2 separate regions of the Homo sapiens genome follow, and region 1 is linked to region 2. A link is an interaction called in ENCODE POLR2A ChIA-PET data of the cell type or tissue named here. Cell type or tissue: Panc1. All regions are shown on one strand. Links, peaks and the distances in the headings refer to the core of each region. The heading gives the core; the rest is flanking DNA. Region 1 overlaps STAT3 (signal transducer and activator of transcription 3). Region 2 overlaps ATP6V0A1 (ATPase H+ transporting V0 subunit a1).

Evidence for each region. ChIA-PET counts read pairs that join two places held together with the same protein. Peaks named below come from ENCODE experiments on the same cell type or tissue, not always from the same donor. Only the 100,000 strongest peaks of a DNase experiment are listed, where the experiment ranks them.
Region 1: POLR2A ChIA-PET joins it to region 2 with 6 read pairs; 2 of 35 experiments call an interaction of 5 or more read pairs at or near these places.

The regions. Positions count from the first base shown.
Region 1 is chr17:42,347,913-42,363,949 of GRCh38, forward strand. It overlaps STAT3 (signal transducer and activator of transcription 3), which reads right to left. Exons shown (of 24, transcript NM_139276.3): 2 at 477-627. The coding sequence starts at 604. Among named protein-coding and RNA genes, the nearest start is that of STAT3, 33 kb to the right of the region's middle. In Panc1, for the core only: no CTCF peak of the experiment used is centred there; no DNase peak of the experiment used is centred there; H3K27ac peaks cover 1,180 bases.
Region 2 is chr17:42,482,220-42,487,219 of GRCh38, forward strand. It overlaps ATP6V0A1 (ATPase H+ transporting V0 subunit a1), which reads left to right. Exons shown (of 22, transcript NM_001130021.3): 9 at 819-912; 10 at 4,936-5,000. Among named protein-coding and RNA genes, the nearest start is that of MIR548AT, 10 kb to the right of the region's middle. RefSeq lists a silencer at 2,422-2,481. In Panc1, for the core only: no CTCF peak of the experiment used is centred there; no DNase peak of the experiment used is centred there.

The DNA.
Region 1 (16,037 bases), core at 6,093-11,092, 130 kb before region 2:
TTAAACCTCTTTTCTTATAAATTACCCAGTCTCAGGTATTTCTTTATAGCAAATTGAGAACAGACTAATACACCCCTGTGGCTCCTTCCTTTAACTAAAGGGGAATTACAAGTATCAACCCAAAGTTCTAGCTATGACAGAATTCACATTCAGAGAAAAAATATGTCTACCACATCACTGGATTATCAGAATATATAGAGGATCTGCCCAAGTAAATGAGGTCCAAATCAACCTTCAAGACATCCACCACCATACAGGCGGTTTCAATGTGTCAAAGACAGTTGCCCACATGCCCTTCTAAGATAAAAAAGGCTTTACAAGACCAAAGGGTGCCCCTTTATCTCCTGATCTCATTTTCCCCATCACCTGTACCCATACATTTTTTAATGGAACAGCAAGGCATGACATTAAGAGTTCATGTCTCTTGACTCAAACTGAAACCTAACAATTTGGAGAGTCACTTAAGAAGGACTTACCAATCTTGACTCTCAATCCAAGGGGCCAGAAACTGCCGCAGCTCCATTGGGAAGCTGTCACTGTAGAGCTGATGGAGCTGCTCCAGGTACCGTGTGTCAAGCTGCTGTAGCTGATTCCATTGGGCCATCCTGCTAAAATCAGGGGTCCCAACTGTAAACCAAAGTGTGCATATGTTCACCACAAGTCCCAGTAGGGGTAAACAATCTAGAAGTAGCCATTGCCCAACACAGGTGTCAGGTCTGTGACTAGGGATAAAGATGCTCTGGGGAGGACCCTGCTTCTTTCTCCCAGTTTATTTTATTTTTAAAAAATAGAGATGGGGTCTCTATTTTTTGCCTGTTGCCCAGGGTGGCCTTGAACTCCTGGACTCAAGTGATCCTCCCACCTTGGCCTCCCAAAGTGCTGAGATTACAGGCATAAGCCAACACACCCAGCCTGTTTCTCCCAGTTTAGAACAATACAAACACATTCACAATCCCCACCTTGGGATAATCACAGCTCCTTTTTATTATTTTTTGAAGACAGAGTCTTGCTCTGTGGCCCAGGCTAGAGTGCAATGGCATGATCATGGGCTCAAGAGATCCTCCCACCTCAGCCTCCCGAGGAGCTGGGACTATAGGCACACAACACCATGCCACACTCATTTTTTAAAAAATGTTTCGTGAGACAAACAAAACATGCCCAGGCTGGTCTTGAACTCCTGGGCTCAAGTCATCCTCCTGCCTCGGCTTCCCAAAGTGCTGGGATTACATATGTGAGCCACCCCATCTGGCCACACATCTCTTTTACACTGGGATGACAAGTGGCTATTATGCCAGGTTCTAGAATCCATTATCTACCAGAAGTGTGTGAAATTAAAAAATTACTTAACTCCCAGATTTCTATTCCCTTGTCTATAAAATAGAGATAATAATTCCCACTCCTCAGAGGTATTGAGATATTCCTACAGCATCCAGCTCAGTGCATGGCACATAACAGATGCCCAACAAATGTCGGTTCCTTTCTTTCTCCTCCACAGCCCTTTTAGTTATACACAGTAAACCTGTACTGTAGCCAAAATGTAGAAATTGGATGTTTGGGGTTGGGGGACAGAGCACTAATTCCAAGACTACAGGTTTAAAAGTATAAATGAGGATCCAGGAAGATCTGCCTGAGATTCTCCTACTCAACAAATAATAACTATTTTAAAAATTGCTTAGTCTGGGACAACAGAGAAGGAAAGAAAAATGCCAGGCATAAAAGTTGTCCCAGGTTCAGGAACATCCCAGTGAAATGCTCTGGTATGAGAAACCCAGCCAGCTAATTACCTGTAATCCTCTTTCTGAATAGCATGGGTCATGGAAATATCAATAGAGGCCAAGTTGTTTTAACAAGTTCTAAAATTAGGCCAGGCGCAGTGGCTTACGCCTGTAATCCCAGCACTTTGGGAGGCCAAGGCGGGCAGATCACCTGAGGTCGGGAGTTTGAGACCAGCCTGACCAACTTGGAGAAACCCTGTCTCTACTAAAAACACAAAATTAGCCAGGCGTGGTGGCACATGCCTGTAATTACAGCTACTCAAGAGGTTGAGGCAGGAGAATTGCTTGAACCTGGAAGGCAGAGGTTGAGGTGAGCTGAGATCGTGCCACTGCATTCCAGTCTGGCAACTAGAGCAAAACTCTGTCTCCAAAAAAAAAAAAAGAGAAGTTCTAAAAATAATTACAAGTCAGAGCCAAAGATGAAGGTATGTACAGACCAAGGTCCAATGAGATGGTTCTCTGGGATAGTGAGAACATTTAATGAGAGACTGAACACACGCAAACATACTAGAGTTCTTGATTCTCAGAGAAGGCACGAAGAAGCACCTAGTTAGCACTGGCTTTTTCATAAAAATGACTGAGCAAACTGGCAACAAAACCAGCAGGTCTTCTGTTCTCAAGGCAGCAAATGTAACGGAATGAAAGGTGCGATCGTGGAACCTCTAACTCCTGCAACCTCTAACTCCTGGGCTCAGGCAATCCTCCTACCTCAGCCTCCCAAGCAGCTGGGAGTACAGGCAGCATTGCTGCACCTGGCTAATTTTTTTAAAAAAATTTTTGTAGAGATAGGGTCTTCACTGTGTTGCCCAGGCTGGTCTCGAACTCCTGGGCTTAAGCAATCCTCCTGCCTCAACCTCCCAAAGTGCTGGGATTACAGGCGTAAGCTACCACGCCTGGCCTGGGATCAGGTTTTCTGACAGAACCTGAGAGGGCTGCACTTCTCCCTCCCTCTTTGGGGGACAGACTCAGAATACCCCTCTTGCTACTGTGAAGACGGCTGGTGGAGCTCTCAAGCATATATTCAGGGAAGTGCAGGTAGTACCTCCCAGCAGTCTTTACATTGAATAATTAATAATCTAAGGCAGCAGCATCCAACAGAAATAGAATACAGGCCACACATGCATTTTAAATTTTCTGGTAGCCATACTTAAAAAGTTAAAAGAGGCTGGGTGCAGTGGCTCACGCCTGTAATCCCAGAACTTTGGGAGGCCAAGGCAGGCGGATCATGAGGTCAGGAGATCGAGACCATCCTGGCCAATATGGTGAAACCCCGTCTCTACTAAAAATACAAAAATTAGCTGGGTGTGGTGGCACATGCCTTTAATCCCAGCTACTAGGGAGGCTGAGGCAGAAGAATCGCTTGAACCCAGGAGGAGGAGGTTGCAGTGAGCCGAGATCGTGCCACTGCACTCCAGCCTGATGACATAGCGAGACTCCATCTCAAAAAAAAAAAAAAAAAAGAAAAGAAAAGAAACAGGTGAAATTAATTTTAATGTATTTTATTTCATTTAATATATCCAAAATGTTATTGCAACATATGAACATACAAAACATATTATTATTTATTTATTTATTTTTTGGAGACAGGCACTCTGTCACCCAGGCTGGAGTGCAGTGGTTCAATCACAGCTCACTGTAGCCTCAACTTCCCAGCTCAAACGATCCTCCCACCTCAGCCTCTCAAGTAACTGGGACTACAGATGCGCACCACATCTGGCTGATTATTTTTGTAGAGACGGGGTCCTACTGTGTTGCCCAGGCTGGTCTCAAACTCCTAGACTCATGCATCTCAGCCTCCCAATGTGCCAAGAGTATAGGCTTGAGCCACCGTGTCCAGCCCACAAAAACTATTAATGAGATACTTTACACTCTTTTTTTTGCTACGAAGTTTTCTAAATCTCCTGTGTACTTTACATGTGCAGCACAGCTCCAAGGTATTTTCCCTCCTCATGTATCAAGGGCTTAAATTCCACTGGTGAAAAAGCTCAGTAAAGCAAATAGAGAGAATGTCAGAATAAGGTATTTGCCCCAATTAGGCCAATACGCTTCTATAAATTAACTAAATATTCCAACAATGTTATTTTGTTGTTATTGTTTTTGAGATGGAATCGCCTAGGCTGGAGTGCAGTGGTGCAATCTCACCTCACTGCAACTTCAGTCTCCCGGGTTCAAGCGATTTTCCTGCCTCAGCCTCCCAAGTAGCTGGGATTATAGGCACGCACCACCATGCCCAGCTAATTTTTTTTTTTGTATTTTTTAGTAGACAGGGTTTTACCATGTTGCCTAGGCTGGTCTTGAACTCTTATCAGTTCAAGACCAGTCTGGCCAACACAGTGAGATCCTGCTTATAATTAATTAATTTAAAAATGTAGGCTGGGCACGGTGGCTCACACCTGTAATCCCAGAACTTTGGGAGGCCGAGGCGGGTGGATCACGAGGTCAGGAGTTCGAGACCAGCCTGGCCAACATAGTGAAACCCCGTCTCTACTAAAAATACAAAAATTAGCCGAGCATGGTGGTGGCCGTCTGTAATCCCAGCTACTCAGGAGGCTGAGGCAGGAGAATCACTTGAACCCGGGAGGTGGAGGTTGTAGTGAGCCGAGATCGCACCACTGCACTCCAGCCTGGGCAATACAGCAAGACTCCCTCTCAAAAAAAAGCAATGTTACTTGCCACCTTCCACCCTAAGATTCACCTGCCACAGGACAAATGCTGCCTGGGCAGTGGTACAGGTACACTAAGCACTAGCCAGAGTAAAAGCAGTGGCTGACGTGCATACTATATGCTGAAGCATTGTAACCATGGCATGTATTGATTGCCCTCTGTAAGAAATCAAAGGCCATTAGATCTCTCTTACAATATTTGCATTAGGGCCAAGTTAAAATCTGCCTCACATGGAGGTTGCAGTGAGCCAAGATTGTGCATCTACACTCCAGCCTGGGTGACCAAGTGAGACTCTGTCTCAAAAAAAAAAAAAAAAAAATCTGCCTCATAGACTAAAAGCATCATGACCTGACTTATGCTATGCAAGAACTGATGTGCATACAAAGAAATCTGCATAATATGCCAATTTATGTAGATTCTATTGCATACAAATTTACTGAAACTCTAAACCTACACAGTCCAGTATGGAGTCACTAGCCACATGTGGCTACTGAGCACTTGAAATGTGGCTGCTTCAAACTGAACTATGCTGTCAATATAAAATACACACTGGATTTTGAGGACTTAGTGAAAAACAAAAGAATGTAAAGTATCTTGTTCATGTTGAAATGATAATATTTTAGATATATTGGGTTAAATAAAATATATTATTAAAATTAACTTCACCCATTTCTTTTTACTTCTTTTAATATGGCTACTAGAAAACTTAACATTGGTAGGGCATGGTGGCTCATGCCTGTAATCCCAGCACTTAGGGAGGCCAAAGCATGTGGATCACCCGAGGTCAGGAGTTTGAGACCAGACTGGCCAACATGGCAAAGCTCCATCTCTACTAAAAATACAAAAATTAGCTGGGTATGGTGGCACATGCCTGTAGTCCCAGCTACTCGGGAGGCTGAGGCAGGAGAATTGCTTGAACCCGGGAGGCGGAGGTTGCAGTGGGCCGAGATCGTGCCACTGCACTCCAGCCTGGGCAACAGAGTGAGACTGCATATCAAAAAAAAAAAAAAGAAAGAAAGAAAGAAAGAAGAGAAAAGAAAAGAAAAGAAAAAGAAACTAAAAGAAAACTTAACATTACATATGTGACTTGGATCTTATTTTTATTGAACACTGCTACTCTAGACAATGTAGCCAAAAAGCGGTGGTTCTCCTAAAAAAAAATGATTTAAAAAAAGAACCAACTGCTTTTTGTAATAAACTCCAGTGTTTAAAATTAATTTTAAAAACAGACTTTATTTTTTGAGACAGGGTCTCTCTCTGTCACCCAGGCTGGAGTGCAGTGGCAAATATAGATCACTGTAACCTCCAACTCCTGGGCTCAAGCAATCCTCCTAACTCAGGGACCTGAGTAGCTGGGACTAGGGGCACAAGCCACAATGTTCAGCTAATTTTTTGTAGTTTTTGTAGAGACAAGGTCTCATTTTGTTGCCCAGACTGATCTTGAACTCCTGGCCTCAAGCGATCCTCCCACCTCAGCCTCCCAAAGTGCTGGGACTGCAGGCATGAGGCATCATGCCCAGCCAAAAATAGACTATTTAATTATTTGTCTTGGATACAAATGCAGAGGCATCACAGTCTACTCCCTGAAGGTCCAAATTAAATCATGAAACAGCATCCCACTATACCTGCTCCATCATAGATTAACACTGGGGTCATGCATGAATATTTGCATTTTCAAACTAACATATCCTAAAAACGTGTAAGTTATTGAAAATTATCTAATTCATTTCCAGTACATAACTAAGGATTTTTTGGTTGTTGCTGTTCTTATTTTTAGCTGGGGACAGAGGAGGGCTAGTAAGTAGTACAATAATTGTGTTCTTTTTTTTTTTTTTTTTTTTGAGATGAAATACTGTCACCCGGGCTGGTGTGCAGTGGGGCGATCTTGGCTCACTGCAGCCTCCACCTCCCAGGTTCAAGCGATTCTCCTGCCTCAGCCTCCCGAGTAGCTGGGACTACAGGCATGCCCCACCACGCCCGGCTAATTTTTGTATTTTTAGTAGAGACGGGGTTTCACTATGTTGGCCAGGCTGGTCTCAAACTCCTGACCTCGTGATCCGCCCGCCTCGGCCTCCCAAACTGCTGGGAGTACAAGCGCAAGTCATGGCACCCGGCCTGTGTTATTTCTTAAAACAGAAACCAGCTAGTAGTTTTTTCCATAAAATTAAAGCACCAGGCTGGGCACAGTGGCTAACACCTATAATCCCAGCACTTTGGGAGGCTGAGGTGGGCGGATCACAAGGTCAGGAGTTTGAGACCAGCCTAGCCAATATAGTGAAACCCTGTCTCTACTAAAAATTCAAAAATTAGCCAGGCGTGGTGGTGGGCGCCTGTAGTCTCAGCTACTTGGGAGGCTGAGGCAGGAGAATCGCTTGAACCTGGGAGGCAGAGGTTGCAGTGAGCCAAGATCGTGCCATTGCACTCCAGCCTGGGCAACAGAGTGAGACTCTGTCTCAAAAAAAAAAAAAAGAAGGCACCAGGGCACCAACAATGACTGATTTCATGTTTTACTTCTTAGTCTAATCACCATAGGTAATACTTTAATAGTTATTCTACAGGGGAAAATAAAAGTATAACTTAAAGCCAAAGACCAGGTAGTATTTTCAAGGAGAGAATATGCAAATACTTCCATAGTCTTCTCCTTACAGGCTGCTTAGCTACAAACCATATTTAATTAACAGCAGTCACAGGAGATGACTAGCCAAAGTGTCTAGGAAAATCACTGCCAAGCAGCTTTACTGTAACTGTTTTACTGGAAAAGACCTCAAAGAGCCCATGTTATTTCACAATTTCAATTTTGGTTTTTCAAATTACAAGTTAATCTAAAGAACTCCACTAAGTTCTAACTACATTACTTCATATCTACGGAATAATTCTAAGCCTGTGGGTTTTTAAAAAAATTTTATTAGACATTCTAGAATTGGGCAACACTTCATTCAATGCCATAGGATGAATGTTCTCCCCAAGCCTGTGACTTAATAACTACTTCATTGAGCCCCAGAACACACAAAGTTATCTGAGGAACAACTTGAGTGCCAACTACCACTCTGGGTGCATAAGAGAGAAGACAATTCATTACTCCATATAGGCTGCCTTAGGACATTATATGGGGCTCAATTCAAAGCATTTACTCAGGTTAAGTCAGCAGATAGTAGATGCACTGTACAAAGGCAAGGTGGGTGTAATCCTGTTTTCTATAACTGAAGAGAAAAGAAAAAAATGAAACAGCAAGTCATCAAAGACTTTTTGGACTTTTCAAAACAGGAATTTCTCAGTCCCTTGGGGATAACCTACCAACAGCAAGTCATAAAACAAATAACTATTGTCTAATTGGGAACTTATTACCGTAAAGATGACTGAAAAAGTCTGTCCAAAGTTACAGTTCTCATTTATATACTTGAATCTAATGAAACCAAAAGATATATTGAGAAACGCAGTCAAGACCACTTACAAAAGGGATTTACTACACAGCTTCATAAAACTTTTTAAAGTTAAGACTTGTACTTCACATCCATGCACTAGTGGATTTACAACGAGGGTGAGGGAAGGCGGAAAGAGAGACGAAAATCAGGCTCATACAATAATCCAGAACAGAAAGTGATCTAAAGATAACTTCTGTTCCACTTTGCAATGTGTCATGACATTTTCCTTTGGGTACCACCTATACTTTTATTATAAATACATGCATTTTAAATAGAGCATACCTGTGTTTTATCTGCTGCCTACACTAACCTCTTCTTTGCTGTCAGGAAAGGCCCAGTGATCAAGGCAACCAAAGTATAAAGAAACACAGAAGATTTCTTGCACTGAATTCTATAGGAACCAGTCCTTTTAAGAGATATGTTTGAAAGATTATAAAATAATGTTCAATGTGGAAAATTTAGAAAAATATAAAAAAGAAAATAAAAGATAAAAACATCCATATCCCACCATCCCACTATGCAGAACAAAAACTGACATGTTGCCAGGTGTGGTGGTCTGTGACCCCAGCACTTTGGGAGGCTGAGGGGGGAGGATCACTTGAGGCCAGGAAGTCAAGGCTGCAGTGAGCTGTGATTGCACCACTGTACTCCAGCTTGGGTGACACAGCGAGACCCTGTCTCCGAAAAAATAAAAATTGACATGTTGATGTAATTCCTTTAAATCTATTTCAGAATGTGTTTGTGTGTGTGTATATATATATATATATTTTTTTTTTTTTACATTGGAGTCATAGCATTAATACAGCTGCATATTCTTTTAAAGTTTATTGTGTAGTAAACATTTTTCTATGAAAAGAGTATTGTGTTTGTTTGTTTGTTTGTTCAAATAGAGACCAGCTGCCCAAGCTGGTCTCAAACTCCTGGTCTCAAGCGACCCTCCTGTTTTGGCCTCCCAAAGTGCTGGGATTACAGGCGTGAGCCACAGTACCTGGCCTGAAAAGAGATGTTTTGTTATTGTTGTTGTTGTTGTTTGAGACAGAATCTCACTCTGTTGCCCAGGCTAGAGTGCAGTGGCACCATCTCAGCTCACTGCAACCTCCATCTCCTGAGTTCAAGTGATTCTCATGCCTCAGCCTCTGGAGTAGCTGGGATTACAGGCATGCGCCATCATACCCGGCTAATTTTTGTATTTTTAGTAGAGACGGCGCTTCACCATGTTGGCCAGGCTTGTCTTAAACTCCTGACCTGAGGTGATCTGCCTGCCTCAGCCTCCCAGGGTGCTGGGATTACAGGTGTGAGCCACTGCGCCTGGCCTGAAAAGAAATTTTTATTTAAAGCGCATAAAAGAACTATTTTGTTTCTATTGGTGTTTTCAATACAACCCTGCTAATCCCACTGAGGGCCACATAATTTATTAAGATTTGGAAACCCCAATTTATTTGTTCTCACCATACCACGTTCTAAAAATAATCTGAAGTATCTGCAAGTAGATTAGGAAGGAAAAAAATGAGAAAAGTAAGAGAAAGCAATTCACGCTAGAGAAAAACATTCAATCTTCATAAAATTTTCACCACAGGATAAACAGCATAATGGATGACAGAGAGTCCACATTAAAATACTGTAGGCCAGGTGTGGTGGCTCATGCTTGTAATCCTTGGGAGGCTGAGGAGGGTAGGTCACCTGAGGTCAGGAGTTCGAGACCAGCCAGGCTAACATGGCAAAAGCCTGTCTCTACTAAAAATACAAAAATTAGCCAGGCATGGTGAAATACACCTGTAATCCCAGCCACTTGGGAGGCTGAGGCAGGAGAATCACTTGAACCCGCGAGGCAGAGGTTGCAGTGAACCAAGATGGTGCCACTACACTCCAGCCTGGGCGACAAGAGCGAAACTCCATCTCAAAAAATAAATTAAATAAATAAATAAATAAATACTGTAGCTTTAAACTATTAGAGTCATTCATAATTTAACCATTCATAATTACTCTAGACATTAAGAATGGAATTTCAAGTTTAAAACATAACTCAAAATAAGTACACTTATATAGTAAGCACACAATTTCATAGTTTTAAGTCCAAATAGTACCTTTGTAAGATTTAAGACTAGATACTTGCAATAAGAAGTCTATATATAAATCTAGTTTTGATTTCCTAAAGAGACAAAATATTAACACTTGAGTGCCCAATCTGAAACAAATTACTATAATTACTGTAATGTTCAATTACATATAACAGGATTTGCTTTAAAATTAAAAACCAATGACGATCAAGCTTGTAAAAATGAACATCAATCTATAAGAAAACTTGAGTTATAGTTCCCTACTAATATGACAAAATTTGAATATATGAAAGAAGTAAAGGCCAGGCATGGTGGCTCATGCCTATAATTCTAGCACTTTGAGAGGCCAAGGTGGAAGAGGGATTGCTTGAGCTCAGGAGTTCAAGACCAGCCTGGGCAACACCGTGAGACCTTGCCTCTACAAAAAAATTTTTTTAAAATTAGCCTAGCATGGTGGCCCATGCTTGTAGTCCCATGGAGGCTGAGGCAGGAGGATCACTTGAGCAGATTGAGACTGCAGTGAGCTGTGATCATACCACTGCGCTCCAGCCTGGGTGACAGAGCTAGACCCCATCTCTAAAGAAGGAGCAAGAGCTTAACAAACCTAATTCCCTCTAAATTAAAAGTAACAAACATGATTTGTCAATTACTGAGTGCACAGTTGATTGTTAAAGCTGCCTAAGAACAGGTCTGAGCTCTACAAAAACTAAAACTAAAACAAGAAAACCCACAAAACAGACCAAATTTGTGCATCAGATGACCTCCCCACTTGGGAACACTTCCACTTCCCCAACCAGACACATTCCTCTGTATCAGTGTGGTGTGGGGGAAAGGACAGTAGAGACGGGAGCTGGATGGGCCTGGGTGCAAAACCCTGCCTGACATTTATTAGCTATTTGTCTTTGGGAATGGTATTTCACTACCAAATGGGCTTTCTCTTCAGTAAAACAGGGAACTCTCTCTCCTTTGAAGAACTGTTGTAAAGTTAAAATCAATAATGGTTGTACAGCATCCCTCTGTGCTGGTGCTGCTGGTGCCAGATCCTCAGAGCTGCAGTTATTGTTCCTTTCCCCCAGGGTCTCCCTTTCATGGACATTTCTTACTTTTTTTTTTTTTTTTTTTGAGATGTAGTCTCACTCTGTTGCCCAGGCTGGAATGCGGTGGGCACAATCTCAGCTCACTGCAAGCTCTGCCTCCTGGGTTCACACCATTCTCTTGCCTCAGCCTCCCGAGTAGCTGGGACTCCAGGCGCCCGCCACCACACCCGGCTAATTTTTTGTATTTTTAGTAAAGAGGGGGTTTCATCGTGTTAGCCAGGATGATCTCAATCACCTGACCTCGTGATCTGCCCACCTCGGCCTCCCAAAGTGCTGGGATTACAGGCGTAAAGCCACCGCACCCAGCCAGATATTTCTTATCTTAAACCCATTTCCTTAGTGTCCTGGAAAGCAGGTTAATCCATCAGATTCACTAGGGGTTAAGTGTGATAATCACTAATCAGCTTTCCCTGCTAAGTAAAATACATGCATTTCAATGCACACTCTTATCATATCGGGAGGGAAGGAGTCAGTGATGCTGTGATTTGGCATGTTAATTTAAGGAGAGAAGGGAGGTCAGGAGAGCTGGGTGGTGACCTGATCAAATATCTCCATACGTATTTCACCTAGGATGGCTCTAGGTCCTAAAAAGAGTAAAAGGTGAAAACACTAAGTGATATTCAAAACAAAAGAAAAAGATGAAAAATAAGAACCTTGGTTAAAGAGCAGTCGAAATAAGTAATGATTATAGCTATGATTTATATAGCACTTTTTACAAGAAGCCAGGCGCTGTTTTAAACACTTGACATACTTATTTGCTCATTTCATAATTGTAACAACCCTATCAGATAGGTACTATTTTTATCCCACTTTACAGAGGAGAAACTGAGGCACAGAATTTTAAGTGATTTGGCCGGGTGCGGTGGCTCACGCCTGTAATCCCAACACTTTGAGAGGCTGAGGCGGGTGGATCACGAGGACAGGAGATCGAGACCATCCTGGCTAACACGGTGAAACCCCGTCTCTACTAAAAATACAAAAAATTAGCCAGGTGTAGTGGCGGGCACCTGCAGTCCCAGCTACTTGGGAGGCTGAGGCAGGAGAATGGTGTGAACCTGGGAGGCAGAGCTTGCAGTGAGCCGAGATCGCGCCACTGCACTCCAGCCTGGGCGGCAGAGCAAGACTCCGTCTCAAAAAAAAAAAAAAAAAAAAAAGATTTTTAAGTGATTTATCCAAAGTCACAACACAGGTAGTAAAGGCATGGAGCTGGAATCATAACGCACAGTCTGTTTTCGGAATGTCTGTTCTTCACCACTATAGGAGTCTTGTTTTTTCTTTTTTTTAAATTAGAGATGGCGTCTGGCCATCTTGCCCAGGCTGGTCTCGAACTCCTAGGCTCAAGCGATCCTCCAGCCTCAGCCTCCAAAAGTGCTGGGATTACAGATGTGACCCACCGTACCCAGCTACTACAGGAGTATTAGAAAGTGGGAATTTTGGCCAGGCTCAGTGGCTCACGCCTGTAATCCCAGCACTTTGGGAGGCTGAGGCAGGTGGATCACCTGAGGTCGGGAGTTCGAGACCAGCCTGACCAACATGGAAAAACCTCATCTCTACTAAAAATACAGAATTAGCTGGCCATGGTGGCACATGCCTGTAATCCCAGCTACTCAGGAGGCTAAGGCAGGGGAATTGCTTGAACCTGGGAGGCAGAGGTGGCAGTGAGCCAAGATTGTGTCATTGCATTCCAGCCTAGGCAACAAGAGCAAAACTCCATCTCAAAAAAAAAAAAAGAATTTTAGTTGATTTTTAAGTAACCCACAAACCAACCATTGTAACTAGCCAATGTGATCTTATGGTATTTTAATAGACATACTAGTACTTGGATTTTGAAGGATCTAGTAGTCTAGCTGTAACAGACCCACATCTGGATGCTATTCTAATTCTGTGTATCAAAATTGAAATGGAACACTAAAACAACCAAACACATCCAGGGAGGGACAACCAGGGTGTGAGGAGTTGAAGACCTTGAATATTTTGCTCAGCAAGAAGATGCAGGCAACAGGAGTGAGGTTAGGAGAGAAAAACATGAATTACAGAAGAGTGGCCCCTCAAATACCTGGAAATCTGTACGAGAAAGGATAAATCACTCTAGGACTAGAACCTGTCTCCTCACAACATCTTCTCCCAAATTCTTCCCCATGAAGTAATACAGAGGTCTCCACCCTGGCTGACACTAAAAAATATATACAGCAAGAAAGATGCCTGGGAACCAAACCAGTGCCAAATTGGAACCTCTGACAGTGGGACCAGGTTTCAAATTTCGAAAGCTACGGCTGGGCACGGTGGCTCACACCTGTAATCCCAGCACTCTGGGGGGCCTAGGTGGGTGGATCAGCTGACGTCAGGAGTTCAAAACCAGCCTGACCAACACTGTGAAAGCCCACCTCTACTAAAAAATACAAAAACATTAGCAGGCATGGTGGTGGATGCCTGTAATTTCAGCTACTTGGGAGGCTGAGGCAGGAGAATCTCTTGAACCCGGGAGGCGGAGGTTGCAGTGAGCTGAGATCACGCCATTGCACTCCAGCCTGGGCAACAAGAGCAAAACTCTGTCAAAAAAAAAAAAAAATTCCTCAGATGATGCTAAAGTGAGGCCAAAGAATAATAATAAATTTTTTCGTGATCATTAATAAATATAACGAGAACCTCGAAATCAGAGCAGAGATCAGGGCTCAACTCTGAATACGCCTCAGAATCTCCTGAGGAGCTCTACAAAGCCAGGTGCCAGTTCTTAGCCCAGAACTAGCAAATAATAATCTCCAGGGTTCTAATGAAGCAGTACACTGTAGAGACTGTACAAGGAGACCACGGCAGAAGAGGAGGCTGGAGAAGGCTCTCCTGTCAAGATATCTGCACTTTCTTCCAAGGGCAATGGGGTAAGTCTTTGAAAAGCTTTAAACAGACAAGTGATAGTTTGATTTACATTTCAAAAAGATCCCTCAGGCTGCAATAATCCTGGTGGGAGGTCGTGGCTGCCCAATTTAGGTAGCAGCATTGTAAGTGTTTTGAGGCAGACATCCATCTTCTGTGACATTACAGAGCTACATGTGATGGGACTTGGTGACTGACTGAAGGGCAAAGGTGACTCAGAGAAAGGGAGGAGTAAGTGACAACCTCCCAGGTTCCTGTGGCATTTGGTATTCAGATGGCGGTCACATGCTCAGCATGGTAAATGTCATGGCAGGAGTGCCAACATTGAGAGGGCAATTGGGCCACACAGTCTCTAAAAACTGTTTGTTCTATAAATTACTGTCAAGCTCGATTCCCTCAAGACATTACAGCCACAGCAACTCAAAATAATACTGTAGGAAAAGCAAGTAGATATTTAACCAAAAAGGGTTCAGGGTTTGTACTCCAGCTGAATGGTAAAACCTGCCATCCCCTCAGGAAAAGAGGCAGAGGCAAGAGAAAAATCAGGCAGAAACATCAGAGCCAAAATGCATAGGGGGCCATGGCAAGAGCTGTTAACTGTCTCCCAACATCTGTGTGCTTGCCTCCAGGCCATTTTCCACACTGTGGGTAGAGAGACCTTTTCAAGACACAAACTTGATCTTGCCACACCCCTACTTAAAACCCTCCTGATGACTGCTCTGTTCTTAGGCTAAAAAACAAGATTTGTTATCTTAAGGCAGAATAGCATGGATTTGAATCCTGGTTCCACCACTTCGATCACTTAGCGTGTAGCTGGTGCCAGTTATTTATCCTCTTTGTGCCTTAATTTCCTCATCTATAGAAAGGGGAGAGAACAGTGCTTACCTCACAGGGTTGCTGTACAAATTCATCGAGCTAATGAACACGTAGCACTCAGGAGCCCAATAGCGTGCAGCATGTAAGTGTTTGTACTCATTACTAGCATGACCGACATCCTGGCTGGCTCTGCCCCTCTCGTATGGCTGGTACCAGCTGGTGGCTAAGTTCCTGGCACTCACTCTGCTCCTTCTTCAGGTCCTCAAAAACACCAGGCTCCTGCCTGCCACTGGCCCTCACACATGCCTTCCTTCTATCACCATCACCATGACTTGCACCCAAGTACTGTGACTCCATTAACTTGGACTCATAACCACTATGCTGGACTGAAAGCCCCATGAAGACAAGAAGAGTCTTGGCTTTTGCTCACTAGCGTGTCCTACCCTGAACCCTGGCATCCAGCATAGTGTCTGGCTCATAATAGGTGCTGAAAAAATAGGTATTGAATGAATGAACGACTGGAGTGAATTACAACTAAAGTGTGTAGCCAGGTTCTCCCAAGTGAGGACACTGCGCCCAATTAGAAAATATTCTGAGGAATAGGCCAACTCTTCCAGTTTTGCTGTTTGAAAAATTCAAGAATGATCAAGAATCACTGATTCAAGAATAATCCTTCAGTGATTCTTCAATAAGAGTAAAATCACAGCACTCCCCAGCTCAAAAACACACACTAACATCTCATTGTCCAATGCAAAATCTTTACCCTTATCTCAGGCTCTGTAACTACTCAGCCAACTTTAGCCCCTTCCAGTTCCTCTCTCCAGCCTACAGATGACTTTCATTTTTTGAGACAGGGTCTTGCTCTGTTACCCAGGCTGGAGTGCAATAATACGATCACAGCTCACTGCAGCCTCAACCTCCTGGGCTCAAGCAACCCTCCCACCTCAGCCTCCTGAGTAACTGGGATTACAGGCACATGCCACCATGTCTGGATAATTTTCTTTTTTTTTTTTTTTTGGTAGAGACTCAGTCTCACCATGTTGCCCAGGATGGTCTCGAACTCCTGGGCTCAAGTTGTCCTCCTACCTCGGCCTCCCAAAGTGCTGCGATTATAGGCATGAGCCATGGCACCCAGCCTCCAGGTGACTTTCATAAGTGTTGTCTTCCTTCAAGTCAACTTATCTCCTCCTTGCCCCCCACCCACAGACTTTGTTCCTTTTTCATATTTGTTCTTGCCTAAAATGCTTTTTTCTCTGGGTGGCGTTATCCATCCCTTTCTTGTGTCTGTCAGACAGGCTCTCCCTAACCCCACCCCTAGTCCAATGACTGCTTTCA
Region 2 (5,000 bases), core at 1-5,000:
CACTGCAGCCTTGACTTCCTGAGCTCAGTTGATTCTCCCACCGCAGCCCCATGAGTAACTGGGACTACAGGCATGTGCCACCATGCCCGACTAATTTTTGTATTTTTTGTGGAGATGAGGTTTCACCATGTTGCTCAGGCTGGTCTTAAACTCCTAGACTCAAGCAATCCACCTGCCTCAGCCTCCCAAAGTGCTGGGATTACAGGCGTGAGCCACTGCACCTGGTCTAGGGGCAGAATTTTTTCCATGCCATCTTACTCCGTTAATTTACAATATAATTTGCTTTACTTTTTTTTTTTAATCACAAAGGAATTTCATAGCTACAGAGAATGTCAAGATAGTTCGGATGCTATAATTGCTCCGTCTGCAGGTCATTTTACGTAAGTGTTGACTTAGGCTGGGCATGATGGCTCATGCCTGTAATCTCAGCACTTTGGGAGGCCGAGGTGGGTGGATCGCCTAAGGTCAGGAGTTCGAGATCAGCCTGGCCAACATGGTGAAACCCTGTCTCTAGTAAAAATACAAAAATTAGCCAGGTGTGGTGGCAGGCGCCTATAATCCCAGGTACTTGGAAGGCTGAGGCAGAAGAATCACTTGAACCCAGGGGCAGAGGTTGCAGTGAGCTGAGATCGTGCCACTTCACTCCAGCCTGGGTGACAGAGTGAAACTCTGTCTCAAAAAAAAAAAAAAAAAAAAAGTGTTGACTTAATACATCGGTCTGACCTAATCCTGTTTTGGTCCTTCTGGTACATTAGGATTACTTTCTGAGATTATTTAAATTAGATAAGTTAAGAAACTTCGATGTTCTTATATTCCAGGTTCCGAGCCTCACTCTATCCCTGTCCTGAGACACCACAGGAGAGGAAGGAAATGGCTTCTGGAGTGAATACCAGGATTGATGATCTCCAAATGGTATGCAGAAGGCTGGAGGGAATTTGTTTTTGTGAAATACTGGAATACGAGACCATTATCCTTCCTTGAAATGCTGATATTCTATAAGGTACCTGTAGCAAACCAGGATACCAAAAAAAGAAATGTACATGGGTAATATGTCCTTCTGGGAGCTGAGAAAGTATCAGGGAATGATGGTTAAAAATAGCATTAGCCATCCTCAAACGAGACAGGAATGTAAAGCATCTAGAATCGTTGTTGCCTAGCATATTCAATTCCTCTCCACCTCATGGGTCTGAGATTTTTTTTTTTTTTGAGACAGAGTCTCACTCTGTCACCCAGGCTGGAATGCCATGGCGCTGTCTCAGCTCACTGCAACCTCCGCCTCCTAGGCGCAAGTGATGCTCCTGCCTCAGCCTCCTGAGTAGCTGGGATTACAGGCATGTGCCACCATGCCCGACTAATTTTTGTATTTTTATTTATTTTTTTGAGATGGAGTCTTGCTCTTTTGCCCAGGGTGGAGTGCAGTGGTGTGATCTTGGCTCACTGCAACCTCTGCCTCACAGGTTCAAGCGATTCTCCTGCCTCATCCTCCCAAGTAGCTGGGATGACAAGCATGTGCCACTAAACCTGGCTAATTTTTGTATTTTTAGTAGAGACAGGGTTTCACCATGTTGGCCAGGCTGGTCTCAAACGCCTGACCTCAAGTGATCCTCCCACCTTGGCCTCCCAAAGTGCTGGGATTACAAGTGTGAATCACTGTGCCTGGCCTAATTTTTGTATTTTTAGTAGAGATGGGGTTTTACCATATTGGCCAGGCTGGTCTTGAACTCCTGACCTCAAGTGATCCACCTGCCTCAGCCTCCCAAGGTGCTGGGATTATAGGCGTGAGCCACTGCGCCCAGCCAAGTCTGAGATAGTTTTTTTTGTTTTTTGTTTTTTGTTTTGTTTGTTCGTTTGTTTGTTTTTGAGACGGAGTCTCTGTCACCCAGGCTGGAGTGCAGTGGCGCGATCTCGGCTCACTGCAAGCTCCACCTCCCGGGTTCACGCCATTCTCCTGCCTCAGCCTCTCGAGTAGCTGGGACTACAGGGGCCCGCCACACGCCCGGCTAATTTTTTGTATTTTTTAGTAGAGACAGGGTTTCACCGTGTTAGCCAGGATGATCTCGATCTCCTGACCGTGTGATCTGCCTGCCTCGGTCTCCCAAAGTACTGGGATTATAGGTGTGAGCCACCGCGCCCGGCTGATAGTTTTTATGATAATAATTTTTTAAAAGTATGCTTAGTTAAGACAAATATATATCAAACAATCTAAAAATACATGAGTAGTCAGTTCTGCCTTCTCCCACACACCCTCCTGAGGCAGCTGGTCCCAATAGCTCGGCATGCATCCTTGCGGTCACCTTTGATCTTAACCACACAGACTAGCCAAAAAGCTCTGGTGTGACTTTTGTACCCAAGAAGAGACTGTGTTGGAGTTTTGCCAAATTGCAGTAAGTGTGGTTTATGCACACCACGGTTATCACAGGGCTCTGAGGGAGGAGTTGTGAACTGTGTGTACATGGAAGGAAAGGCTGGTGAGTGGGGCTTTGTTCCCTTTGAAAGAATGAAAGTGATGATTGCCCCCTTAGAATATTAATAAACATACTTAATCCCAAAGGCAGTTCCTTTTGGCAGTGGCAGAATTGTCAGGAATTGTCAGGGGTATGTTGTAACTTCCATTTCTTTTTTCTTTTCTTTTCTTTTTTTTTTTTTTTGAGACAGAGTCTTGCTCTGTCTCTCAGGCTAGAGTGCAGTGGCGCGATCTCGGCTCACTGCAACCTCTGCCTCACAGATTCAAGCAATTCTCCTGCCTCAGCCTCCTGAGTAGCTGTGATTACAGATGCCTGCCACCATACCTGGCTAATTTTTGTATTTTTAGTAGAGATGGGGTTTTGCCATGTTGGCCAGGCTGGTCTTGAACTCCTGACCTCAGATGATCTGCCTGCCTCGGCCTCCCAAAGTCCTGGGATTACAGGTATGAGCCACCGTGCCCAGCCTGTAACTTCCATTTTAACTCTCAGTGACCTCCATCATATATGACCCACCAACCTGACCTATTGCTGGCTCCTTTGAGATACACTTAACCTGTTTAAGCAGAGAGAGAGAGTTTTAGAACTGCTGGTGAGTGATAGGCTATATTAGTATATTCTGGGTTCTAAGGCTGTCTTAATCTCCTTCCAGACCTATGGGTAGATTTAAAGAGCATATGTGGTAGTCATTATAACTGACCAGAATTTGATTTTTTAAAAATCTAGCTGTAGGAACTGAAAGTTTAAAAAGGGATTGAATACCAAGGAATGGGATGAGGAAAGAGAACGGCAAATAGAACATTGCTTGCTAGTTTCTTTAGCATCCTTCTAGAAGAAGGGTTTTTTGTGTTTTGTTTGTTTGTTTTGTTTTGTTTTGTTTTGTTTTGTTTTAAAGACAGATCTCACTCTGTCACCCAGGCTGGAATGCAGTGGCACAATCTTGGCTCACTGCAGCCTTGACCGACTAGGCTCAAACAATCTGTCTCAGCCTCCCAAGTAGCTGGGACTACAGGTGCCTGCTGCCATGCCCAGCTAATTATTTTTTGGTATGTTTTTGTAGAGATAGGGTCTCACTATGTTGCCCAAACTGGTCTGGAACTCTTGACCTCAAACAATCCTCCTGCCTTGGCCTCCCAAAGTGCTGGGATTACAGGAGTGAGTAATAGTAATTGTGAAATAGTCCACAACCAGAAGGAAAGAAAGTAGCTATCTTCAAGTGATGTGTTTCCTAGCATGACATGGCTTTGCTTTTAAAAACAAAGCAAAACAAAACAAAGGAAGTCACCTTCCTCTGCCCAAGACAATTTTTCAGGGAGTAGTTACTGCTTTGTTCTGAACTAACTTGAAGAATTGTCTATGATGGAGACTTGTGCTTTGGGTTGCTTGCCTAATTTCTTCCAGTTGGAAGCAACAGGCTTAGCCACACCTGCTATTAAAAACTTAAATATGGGCTGGACATGTTGGCTCATGCCTGTAATCCCAACACTTTGGGAGGCCGAGGTGGGTGGATCACGATGTCAGGAGTTCGAGACCAGCCTGACCAACATGGTGAAACCCCGTCTCTACTAAAAATATAAAAATTAGCCGTGCATGGTGGCGCGCGCCTGTAATCCCAGCTACTCAGGAGGCTGAGGCGGGAGAATCGTTTGAACCCGGGAGGTGGAGGTTGTGGTGAGCTGAGACCACGCCACTGCACTCCAGCCTGGGCCACAGAGCGAGACTCCATCTCAAAAAAAAAAAATTAAATATTTGGTATTAAGCCAGTGGAATGTAAAATGTTCCTGTACCTTCCTCCCACCTTAGTCTTGGCACTGTAATTCCTCTGAGGGAAATCTGTACTGATTTCAAAAGGATCAACACTGAACCATTTTTTCCTCTGATGAGAAGCCTGACATAAAGGTAACACCTTAGCTGCCCTCATGATGGCAGTGGTATGTGGCAGTCCAAGCCCCCTGTAAAGATCACAGGTGCTCCTGATCCCATGGCGTCTCCTGGCCCATGTTCCCAGTGTAGGCTGGTGGTGGTATTCAGCACTGCCTCTTTCCACCCTCTCCTGATGCTGGCCCATGTGCAAAGGATTCTGTGTGGATTTGTTAATTTGTCAGCTCCTGGGCTTGTGATGCCTACTGAGTTACATTCCCCACATAGAAAGTCGTTGCTCTTTAATAAGCCAAGTTAAAGGCAGTGACCTACATTTGTTGTGCCTTGGATTGGTGGTAAGATTGAACATATATAGAAAAGCTAAACTATTTTCTCAGGTTTCTTTTTAGGTTGAAGCTAAATAAAAGTGAATGTTAGTAACTAGAACTCTAATTTCTTGTAATTTGGAAAAAAGAAACCATTCTAGCCAGAGGAAGAAAAAGACAATTCCCTGGCAACTCTTTTCAGAAAGCTATGCCTCTTTGCCATTCATACCCTGAGATCTAAAACTGGTGTTAAAAGGATCCCTCGCTTGTTCCTTTTCTCCCCAAAGGTTCTGAATCAAACGGAGGATCACCGCCAGAGGGTTCTGCAGGCAGCTGCTAAGAACATCCGTGT